2 separate regions of the Homo sapiens genome follow, and region 2 is linked to region 1. Evidence: chromatin contacts called from ENCODE Hi-C data. All regions are on one chromosome and are shown on one strand. Each heading gives the region's core, a stretch centred on a gene start or an enhancer-like site at or near the end of the contact. The rest is flanking DNA. Distances are from core to core; before and after follow the strand shown.

What was found. Hi-C counts contacts between places; a loop is a spot of excess contacts on that map. Pooled maps may share reads with other maps.
Region 2: a loop to region 1 is called in a pooled map, with 3 times the contacts of the local background. The contact joins two enhancer-like sites. A Hi-C loop is called at or near these places in 3 of 37 single-sample maps with no recorded cell type and 4 of 50 pooled maps.

What each region holds. Positions count from the first base shown.
Region 1 is chr5:158,430,025-158,435,549 of GRCh38, reverse strand. No RefSeq gene overlaps it. Among named protein-coding and RNA genes, the nearest start is that of LINC02227, 23 kb to the right of the region's middle. Within about 2 kb of position 4,074, at least 7 of the 41 ENCODE cell types and tissues checked have a DNase peak (open chromatin) inside an H3K27ac peak, as active enhancers do.
Region 2 is chr5:158,956,164-158,962,408 of GRCh38, reverse strand. All of the region lies in intron 6 of EBF1 (EBF transcription factor 1), which reads left to right. Among named protein-coding and RNA genes, the nearest start is that of EBF1, 140 kb to the left of the region's middle. RefSeq lists enhancers at 3,849-3,898, 3,929-3,998, 3,727-4,589. Within about 2 kb of position 4,013, at least 5 of the 41 ENCODE cell types and tissues checked have a DNase peak (open chromatin) inside an H3K27ac peak, as active enhancers do.

The DNA.
Region 1 (5,525 bases), core at 2,825-5,324:
CCACCACAATGTGAAAGTCATGGGGCAGAACTCAGCCAGCATACCAGAGACTTCCTTCAACATGTATCAACGGCTATTTCCTTAACACCATTATGGAGGCTGCAAAGAAGTATACATCATAGTCCCTGACTTCAAGGAACTTTTGAGCTAATTGAGGAGACAAGAATTAAATGCACAAAAGTTTCAATAACACTACAAGCTGCAATATAAGAGACACATTAAGGCAGAAGAATGCATGATTCAGTGTCAAATAAGGTGTGCAGATGGCACTGGGAGGGAGCTCGCTGTGGGCTACGTGCTCAGCCCACACACTCTAACCCAACTCAAAACCACAGACAGGAAATCAGAGAAGAGAGCTGCATTGTCAGGAACAGACAGAAAGAAAAAGAATAAAACCTTAATGGAAAGAAATCTATTAAAATTATATTTGCAGTATATGTGGCTAGATGGCTTTTAAATTTTACTTTTTGGTAATTTTTTTGTTGAGGAATTATAACCCAGTCTCTGAAAGGGAGTCATGTGGTTATGTCCAAGGGACTCAATATCAGGAACTCTCTGGGAACATACAAACAGTACAAAGTTCCCTTCTCTTTGGGCAAAGCTGAGCCCTAGCCGGACCCTATCTAGCCTCTCATCTATGGATCACTTTCAGGTTCATGTCATTGCATTCTGGTGTCAGAAAAACGTTCATGACAACTCCAGACACAATATCACAGAAGGAGTCTCAGCCATTGAGGGCCATATTAAGATAGCTTATTTCTGTAAGGAGATAACCAAGCTCTTACAGTGTCTTACAAAGATTCATGGAGTCTTCCAGCACTTTTGGACTGGAAGAGATAAAGTACCACTCTTGAATGATTTAGTAAGTGTGTCTGAGCAAGGGCTTTGATATCAACTTGGGCAATAACATTAGGCAAGTTATGTAACCTCTTTATCTGCAAGTGGAGTTAATAACAATAACCAACTCATGGGATGATTGTAGGGTTAAATGGCATAACGCTTTCAAAGGGCTAAAGGTATCCAACACAGAGAGTACATTCTCAGAACATGTTAGTAATCAATATTATTGTTATTATTCTCCATATCCATATTGTCCTTAAGGACTAGGAGAAATGCAAAAGAAGCACGAGACGTGTTCCTTCTGGATACTTCCAAAGACTCTAAATTAGGGATTTACTCATCCTGATTAGGCAAGTAATTCAGTTCTGTTATGTAGCTGTCATCCTATTGTACCCAGGTTTAGGAGACTCAGTTCCCTAAATTTGATTCCCACCTCCACTACTTACTCGGAACTGTGGCCATTTCCTTAACCTATCGCTGACTCAGTTTATTTATAAAAGCAGTGGGATTAATTATGGTCCCTACATCTTAGGACTGTTGTGAAGAGTAAAAGAGATCATGGATACAGAACCCTGAGAAATATCCAGTACATCACTGGCTCTCAATGGGTGTTATTTTTTATCATCATCATCATCATCATCATCATCACTACCATCCTCATCATTAAGTATATCCTAGACTTTGCCTTTTACTTCCAGAGATTCAAGCTCAATGATCTCTGACATGCCCCAGGCAGCTGAACTTTCCAAGGCTTTATTTTAGAACATGTGCTCTGTTGGAAAAGACAAAGCTTTTCACTCCATTCTAAAGTACTAGATGGGGATGGTGTACACTGCCAGCCACTCTTGTCTTATGACAAATCGTCCATATTTGTAGGTTTGCCAGCTGAGGTCATGGATCTAGTCCTTGGTGAGAAGGAGGAGGAGATGGAGAGAAAGGAGAAGAAAGAGAAAGGAGAGGGAGAAAGGCATGCTACCAGTGCCTATTGGGATTGAAATCACAGTTGCATCCTGGCTGAGTGATTTGGGGCAAATTACTTCACTTCACTTTTCACATTCAGAGGCAGTGCTAGTGCCTCTTTTCTAGGCACGATTGAACTTTAAAAGAAAGAATACATCTATGAGTACAGTGCGTAGCACATATTATATTCTCAGTAAATTGCAGCCAGGTTATCATTACAGATGTTCTCTGTCCTATAAGCAAAATAACTGATCAGAGACCACATCAGGATAGCATTATCCACCAGCTAAGAGGTCTCACATTATTCTTGCATCCTCTTTCTTTTTCTAAAAATTTAATATTGAGTTCAGACTATTGGGGAGAGCACAACTGCATTCTGTTTCAGGTTTGAATGTGAAGACCATACAAGTGCAGTAGAAAGGGTTTTGGAGAAATTTAACAGACTTGCATTCCAGTGCTGACACCATTTACTTTCACTTCTGGGTCTCAACCTCTGAAATTAATATTGGAGGTTAAGACTATACTAGATTATACGTAAAGATCCCTCCAGCCATTCTCCCTTAGGATTCTAATTCCTTAAACCAGTACTTAACAAGGAGTACCTCATGTGAGATTATTGGGTCGCTTGTGAAAAAATGGGTATTCCTGGATTCCCACCTAGGTTTACAGGAATCAGAATCTTTAAGCCCCTAGTGGGAGCAAGGGCTTAAGGCCAGGAACAGACAGACAGACAGACAGACAGACACACACACACACACACACACACACACACACACACAGATGGAATTTCGCTCTTGTTGCCCAGGCTGGAGTGCAATGGCGCCATCTCGGCTCACCGCAACCTCTGCCTCCCCAGTTCAAGTGATTCTCCTGCTTCAGCCTCCCGAGTAGCTGGGATTACAGGCATGCACCATCATGCCCAGCTAATTTTTGTATTTTTTAGTAGAGATGGGGTTTCTCCATGTTGGTCAGGCTGGTCTTGAACTCCCGACCTCAGGTGATCCACCTGCCTTGGCCTCCCAGAGTGCTGGGATACAGCCACCACGCCTGGCCCAGGAACATATATTTTAGTGACCTTCTCAGAGATACACTGCCTGAACTGCAGAGGAGACAGACTTTGAGGTAGTGATGGAAACAAGAGAACGGAAATGGTAAGTAAGAGGGAAGTCCATTCCTGCTCAGGTACATCACTGTGAATTGAACCTCATGTAGAACATGCTGGGCACTTAACCCATTAAGATTGCTGAAGATGCCAAGAAGAAATATTTATAGGCACTTTTTAACATAGTCTATAAAAGAGGAGGTTGATTCAAACATAAATTACCTACCACATCATTCTTTAACCTCTAAATCCTTCTCTAATGACTTGAAAGGCAGCTTATTAAAGCAAAGTGCATGTTTAAGTACTAGATATACACTGGTTAGTTTGCAAACATCTAGAGAAACAGAAGTTACTAAAACTGGCAGGTTTGCTAATTAAAAAAAACAGCAAAAAAAGAAATGTTAAGAAATTTTCAGTCTGGGCAAAATGGCTTAAATATTGTGGGATGTGATTTTCTCTCTTTATCTCAGATCTACCTTCTCCTGAGTTGGCTCCATTTTCTGGATAAATCTTCCCATGTAATAGCAAGATGGCAGCCAGGAACCCCAAGGATACATCATATCCTGTCACAATCCCAGAGCAACTTGGGAAGACCAGGTGTCTCTATTCAGGCTGTTTTAGGATCTTGGAGTAAGCTCTCATTGGACTAGCTTGAGTCATGTCGTTGCCACTAAGCCAATCATAGTGGCCTGAGGATTGTCCTATGGTGATTGGCAGCTTATGTCACATGGCTACTCCTAGAACTGGGGTGTAGGGTTCACCACACTCAAAACACAGAGTGAGAATTGGTTTCTGTACACAAAAACAGGGTGATGTTACTAGGAAAAGTAACATATGGTGGTCAGGCAAATCAACAGATGTCCATTGCAACATCTTAAAGTAGCAAATATCTTTTATGGGCTGAGTACACATTGTTTTTTAACTGTGTGGTAAATTATGCCTCACCCAGTATATTTTCTTACTTGCTTTTTTTTCTGTGTGTATGATCCTTTATGCATTTGTCACACAGACACACACACACACACACACACACACACACACATACTGTCTTAACAGCCAGGGGAAATTAGATGACATTTAGTGATGGAAAAAATGAGCAGAGTTTTGATCATTGTTTAATTTAGCAAAAGAACAGCTCCACCTAAGATTCTTCCTGCCTATTGCCAACAGTGACAAAGTAGCTGGAGATATTGCAAATGTGCTTCTGAGACCTTCTGCAGCTGTTGCAGAAGTGGGACTGAAACCAAGCTCAGGGAGGGTAATCACCAGGAAAACATTTTCTATGTCTCTTTAGAATTCCTCCAAGAGAAATCTTTGGGTTTGTTCACCTCTGAATTCCCATTACCCAACATAATGGTTAGCACATAATGGATACTCAATAAATAGTTATTGAATGAATGCATGAATTAATCAATGAATGCTTTCATTTTTAGAACTGGGTTTTAGTCAGAAACAGATTTTCAAAATTACTTAATTTGTGGAGCTATTTTATGAAACAGTATGGTCATTTCTAAAACATAAAAATGTTTTTAGAAATATACATTCATTTCTGCCCCCTCTTCATCATTTACAAAGGAATAAACCCAATTTTGGTATTTAACAGAACAAAATGGCCAGGAAATGGTAGAATATTTTTATTCACAGCCTGAATTGTATAGGATTTCCAGATGCTCAAAAGCCTGGCGCTATTCAATGTTTCCTACAGTGTAGGAGGGCAAAGGCAATGAAATACAAAACTCAAGTGCGAGAGTTACTTTGACTTTAATTAGTTATACATTCTATACAGAATTGGTTTAAAATTTGCCTAACAATTAAAACCTCTCAAGAAAGATATACAGAAAATAGAATGGAATTAAATTTCAGAACATTCTATCAGTTTTCAGATACAGAGTATCAACAGCTGCATCTATATGTCTATATCAGAATTCTAGATGGAGGAAACTGAACTGAAAAAATATCAAACACCATCTCCAACCAGGGAGTATCCAATTGCATCAGAGTTGGAAAGGGTGAATCACAAAATATCTAAACTCTTCTCAAAATTATTTAATTTTGTTTTTGTTTTAAAAAGGAGGCCTAGGCCATGAGCCACTAAGTTATGAAACCAAACTAAGAATGACAGGTGTCCTAGTTATTTATAGCTGTATAACAAACTACCCCAAAACTGACTGGCATAAAGCAACCACTATTTTACTGTGCTTGCAAATATCGTGGGTCAGGAATTCAGGCCAGACATGGTGGAGATGATTTATCTCTGTTTTGTAATGTCCAGGACCTCAGCAGGCTGGGATAATTCAGCTGAGGGTCACTAAAATAACTTAGGGCTGAAATCATCTGGAAGCTTCCTCATTCACATGTCAAGGCCTAGGCTGGCATGACGTGAAGGCTGACCTTCAGCTAGGACTGATGCCCAGAGACCCTACACATGACCTCTCTGTGTATCTTGGGCTTCCTCACAGCATGGTGGCTTCAAGGTAATCAGACTTCTTACATGTTGACCAGGACTGGGTCATGTGCCCTTGCTGAACTAATCACAGACAAGGGGAATGAGATTATTAGTAACCCAATCAGGCCCACTTCTGGGGCTGGAGATGGGGTCAAGTTTTTCAAGGCACAAGTCTTC
Region 2 (6,245 bases), core at 2,764-5,263, 530 kb before region 1:
TTGCCTTGTAGATGGGGTATATGGTCCTCTGCTTGCCTCGGTCCCCAGCCTCTTGGCAGCTTCACTTCATTATGTTATTGGCTTGGTTTCCAAGGCTTTTGAATTGGAAGCTCTGAGTTTAATGTGATTGTTTGTTTTGTTTGGGGCCTACAGGAAGGTAAGCAAGAGATGCCTATTTTATTTTCAAAACATCTGAGAAGGGGGCTACATTTATGGGATGGGCTAGTTGTTGACAATGTTGTTTACGTATTTTGGAAGCATACCGCCCCTCAAGCTGCCACCGGCTTTATCAGATCACTTAAACACAGTCCTGTGCTGCCATCGATAGCAGTCCAAATCTGTGACAATTGGTAACCTTCAGCGTTTGTATGGAAAGATGGTTGATCGGCCTGTGCATCGGCACAGATGCAAGGTGTAAACAAATGGGGTTGATGCATTTGTGCCACTAACCACTCAGGTTTATACAAAAAGTATCAAGCTTTCCCTGTTTCATCTGGAATAAGACTTTCTAGGATTTCAAAATTTCATTTTTCTCTCTTCCTAAAAAAATTCGCTCTCTTTCCCTCAGAAGCTTAGATAAAGAAATAATTATTGAGAAAATAGAAATGACCTCCACTGGTCGGAGTTTTACTTAGTGGTAGGTGGTAAGCACATAATTTATCTCTTGTTCCTAAAATGATTTTTATTTTTTAGAAAATAAATTAAAAGAGTAACTTACATTCTCTGTAGAGAATTTAAAAGAATACAGACTGGAAAGAAAAAATTATCTTTTATCCAAAAATTTGGAAAAATCATCTTTTTAACATCTGTATTTTTTTCAGAATATTTTCTCTGTATATATCAGAACTGTGTATTTACAAAATTGGATTATGCTGTTTTGTGACTTGCTTTTTTCTTTTATTGTGAATATTATAGTGTATCTCATAATTTTTTAAACACATAGTTGCACAGCGTTACATCCTATGGCTATAAGTTATTTACTCTGTTGTAGAGTCTGTAGTCAGTTTTCAATTTTTTGCAATTGTTAAAATCAGCAATGAGCCACCTTGTGTATCTTTGGGTTGAATATGATTTTTTTTTCCTTTAAGCTTAATTCCTCAAAGTGTAATCTTTGAATTGAAGGAGATGATCATTTTTAAGCCTTCTGATATATGTGGCTAAATTGCCCTCCAAAAAGGTTATACTGTTTACACTTTCACTATGTGTTAAGACAGTGCAGTTCACTGGCGTCCTCAAAGGACCTCATTTAGAAACTTGTACCAACTTGGTAAACTGAAATATAGTATTTATATTTTGTGATTATTGCTGAGGTTGAATACTGAGCTCGAATATTTTTCTTTGTGTTTTTGGCCATTTATATGCATATTTTGGTGAATTGCCTATTCATTTTCTCCCTTATTTTTTTCCCTTATGGGCTTTTATTTAGGTTTCAAAAAATAAACATTTATTGTCTCACAAGAATTTCAGGTCAGATGTAGCAATCTGAAGGCTCGACCGGGGCTGGGAGATCTGTTTCCAAGGTAGTTCGTTCACAGGGCTATTGGCCTGAGGCCTCAGTTTCTTGATACAAGGCCTTTCCGGGGCTGATTGGGTATCCTGATGACATGGCAGCCAGCTTCTCCCACACTGAGTGAGCCTACAGAGAGCAAACAGGAAACTGACAGGCCTTTTTGACCTAGTCTTGGAAGTCACACATTGCACTTTTTGTCTTCTTCTATTTGTTAAGAGCAAGTCACTAACTCTAGCCCACATTCAGGAGAGAGAAACGAAGTTCCACCTCTTGAAGAATTTGTGGATATATTTAAAAACCATTAGAGAACCTATTTTTTAAAAACATTTTTCAAACATTTTCCTCCAGTTTGCCCTTCAATTTAAATTTTTTTTTACAGAGATGTACAATTTTAATATACTTAAGTCTATTAATCATTTCCAGTTTTAGAGTCTTTCTTTTGCTTTGTGCTTAACAATGTCTTCTTTACTCTAGGGTCAGATAAATCTTCACCTATATTTTCTTTTAGTTCTTTGTTGATTTCACTTTTTACATGTAACCTCTTTAGTGTTTCTATAATTTATTTTTAGAAATAAATTAGATACAGCAATTTTTTTCTGAATAACATTTATTTAAGTGGCAATTTTTGAATAAGCTCACTTTCTCTTAATGATTTAGAATGCCTCATTTATTATCAGTAAATATAGGGTAGATATTCCACTGATACTTACAATATGACTATAGCCCTTATTAAAATCTTAAAATGCTTCCATGCTGATTGGTAAATATCTGCTGCTCTAAGTGTCCCCTCCTTTCCTTCCCCCTCAGTTCAGACCCTTCTCTATCAATTTAAAGGGGCTTCTCTGGTGCATTTAAAGGAGTGAGTGTGGTATTATGTCTTCCAGACTGGAGCTCCAGGGACAATGTAGGTGTCAATTCTGCTATTTTGAATAGCCACCCTAACTAGGGATATATAGGCACATGGCTTTCTGTTCTGTTCCATTGATTGGTCGATCTAGTTTGATTCTCTTACTGCATGATTTTAATTGCTATGGCTGTATAATGTGTTTTAATTATATAATCATCCCCCATTTTCATGACTATTATTGCTTATTTATTCTTGTATATGAATGAATCATATTTTTGGTTAAAATAATGTCTTTAGAAAGTTGAGTAATGTATTAAAGACTAGGGAAGTTGACATCTCTACTAAATTGAGTCTTTCTATCTTGAAAGTATATATATATATACATACATATATATTCTTTTGTCTTAAAAGTCTTCCTATTTTGAAAGAATTATATATTATTTATGTCTTTAAAATTCTTGAACAGGCCTGGTGGCTCAGGCCGGTAATCCCAGCACTTTGGGAGGCCGAGGCAGACAGATTGCCTGAGGTCAGGAGATTCAGACAAGCTTGGTCAACATGGTGAAACCCCATCTCTACTAAAAATACAAAAATCTTCCAGGTGTGGTGGCACACTCCTGTAATCCCAGCTACTCAGGAGGCTGAGGCAGAAGAATCTCTTGAACGCTGGAGACAGAGGTTGCAGTGAGCTGAGATCAAGCCACTGCACTCCAACTAGGGTGACAGAGTAAGACTCCGTCTCAAAAAAAAAAAAAAAATTCTTAAGTAGAGCTAGAGTTTTTCTTTATATTTTTGTTTTAGTTTATTTCGATTTGTTTTATGTTTGGCATCTTTTTTTGGTGTTAGGAATAGTATATTTTCTAAAATATGGGCAAATGGTTATTACAATTATTTATTCCTCAGATATGTTAATGGTTCAGGGGTTCTTTAAGAAAGTTATTTTCCAAGCTTTGGAAAATGCAAATTCACTGAAGTCCTTTAAATAATCCCTCCTCTCACTAGAATTTTGAATTACCTTGATATGATGCACAAAAATTCTGGTCACTTACATTGTTTAAGTAGCCAGTTCAAGATGACTTGGGGACAACTTGAGTAATGTGCGAATCGTGTGGGCAATCACATATTCCTGATATCCAAAATACCAGCCTTTTCATTTTCTTTTTCTGAATGTTTCTGCTTGAAATTACCCATGGTTTAAAATATGCACGGCACATGGCATTGAACGTGGGAAGTGTTGTTAAGTTTTGAATGGGATGGTTAGAAAACGGCGTTTCTGGTTGTGTAAGAGTCTCTCATCTGGATCTGAAGCCTCTTCCGGGGAATTCCAGGCCTTCTCCCCTCTATGTCATAAAAATGACTGGGTGACTTCGCAAAGCAATAATACCAGTGGGATGTGTATATTAACCTGTCTGTGGGGGGAAAATGCTGAGAGCAACAGGCCTATAATTTAGGTAATAGCGATAGCCTATGAAAAACATGCTGCTTTTGCCTTGATGCTAATCAGGAAACCATCAGACAGTCTTCCCTGACTGAGTAAGGGCAGGGCGGGAAGGAAGTCAGCTGTCATCATGTTTTTGAAGAAGAAAAAAATGAGAGGTGAACTGAACTCTGTGATCGGAACCTCACTCTAAGGCCGCTTCCTGAATTTAAAGGTGTGGTACTCCAATCAGCACCGCAAATTGGAGGCATCTGATTTGCATGGATTAACAGGAGTGGGTCACAACCTTCTGACAGGTCAATGGCACCACTGGGGATTTGAAGAAAACTTTGATTCTCCCTCTTTTCCCCCTCTGCCATGAAGCAATCATGCTGTTCTATTGTAAAAGAGGATCCCTTACTTATAAAGCCAAGCTTGTCATTTAAATTCACTCAAGTTAGGACACCACCGAGCTCTGTCAGATGTCAGTCTCAATTCAGCAGGAGAATGTTTTTCAACAGCTTTCTAACCTCTTTGCCGGGAAACACAGAGGCTTGGATCAAGGGGGAGGGGCAGCTGACTGGGCTTGAAGGATTTTTACAGAGGCAAGATTGGAATTTTTCATTTCAGGCAGGTTTTCTTTTTCTTTACGTTTTCTTATTATTATTTTTTCCTTTTTCCCTCTAAGCCTCGTGTAAAAGATATTCCCACAAAAAGAGAGTGAAAAAAAGTCAGATTGGTTGTAAGGACCACTTCAGTTGAGGGTCTCCTTGAAGGTATTTAAACCTGGGAGTGATGTTGGCATCTTTTCTGCATTAGGGGTATTGGCTGTTTGCCAATCATTTCCCTTGAAAAATATCATGCGGCCATAAAGGAACTATGAAATGTTTGGCAGAGGAAGCGTCCATGGCAGAATAGGGACAAAGGGAAATGGAGATTTTCTGATTCAGCCTCTGGTGCCAGACCCAAATAAAAAGAAGAGGCACATGCCATGGAACTATGGCTTACCTGAAACACCCTGGGTCAAGGAGCTTTGAAATGGTAGTGGCAGAGTTGGGACCATTTTTTTCTTGAACCTTGATTAACCAAGTGCTCTGGAGATAAAATGTTCAGAGAGTTCTAATATACTCACTTGCTACGTATTGTTTTCTACATTTAGCTACAACTGTTGATTCAGCATCTCCTATAGGCCAGATATTATGCCAGACCTAATTTGCAACAAAACAGATTTGGTTCCTGCCCTCTTGGGACTTCCTGCTTAGACCTGCCTCATCAATTTTCATTTCTTATGTGACTTAATCTTTGTCATTTAAATTCCAGTATTTTCTTGCATCCATGACAGTGCTTACCATTGTATTAATAATACCTTACAGAAAAGTCTGGTAAATATCTATAATTTTATTGGCTGTTCAAGTAATGTTTAAATTTATGAAGCCTCAGTTTTCTCATCTGTAAAATGGGGATAATAATGTCTATCTCACAGGGCGCTTGTGAAGAGTGAATGGTATAATGTATAGAAAGCACTCAGCAGAGAGCTTGGCACAGAGTTCTTAGTAATTGGGAGCTGCTAGCATTTTTCATTAGAAGTGTGGCTCACGCCTGTAATCCCAGCACTTTGGGAGGCCTAGACAGGTGGATCACAGGGTCAGGAGATCGAGACCATCTTGGCTAACACGGTGAAACCCGGTCTCTACTAAAAATACAAAAAATTAGCTGGGCGTGGTGGCAGGCGCCTGTAGTCCCAGCTACTCCGGAGGCTGAGGCAGGAGAATGGTGTGAACCCGGGAGGTGGAGTTTGCAGTGAGCCCAGATCGCGCCACTGCACTCCAGCCTGGGCGACAGAGCGAGACTCCATCTCAAAAAAAAAAAAAAAAAAAAAAGAAGTGTTGGTGGCAGAGGTAGTGGGAGTGGTAGTACATGCTTAACATCTAGAACCTTCTCTTCTGGTTAATTCCATTGGAACCTTTCTATAATATTTTCAATATTTTCAACTTCTTTTTTCTTTTAGTAAGTATGTCTTTCTCAAAGAATTAATTGTTTGGATGGTTGAAGATAACTTGGAAGACCTTAAGGTCGTGATTTCATGATTTGAAACAAATTGTCAAGAGCTATTTTAGAAGGAATATCTGAAAGTGTGCGTGCGTGTGTGTGTGTGCGTGTGTGTGTGTGTGTCTATGTGTGCGTGCATTCTAAGGTACATCCTGCAATTAAGCTTCCAGTTAAAAGTCCAGTTTTGAAAACCCTCTTGAACTTCTTTTTGAGTTCTCTTTCTTTTAATGGTTACAAATGTCCTTTCAGGGAAAGTTACTCTCAGCTCTCATTCTCCTCCTGGTGAAAAACATTCAGAGACCATTAGGCTGCATCTCAGTGAAAGGAAACTGCAGCATAGAACTTGATCTGAAAAGCCTGTGACACACCGTGTCGCTCCAAAGTAGAAGCCTCCTTGGTACTACAAGACTGTGGACTGGAGT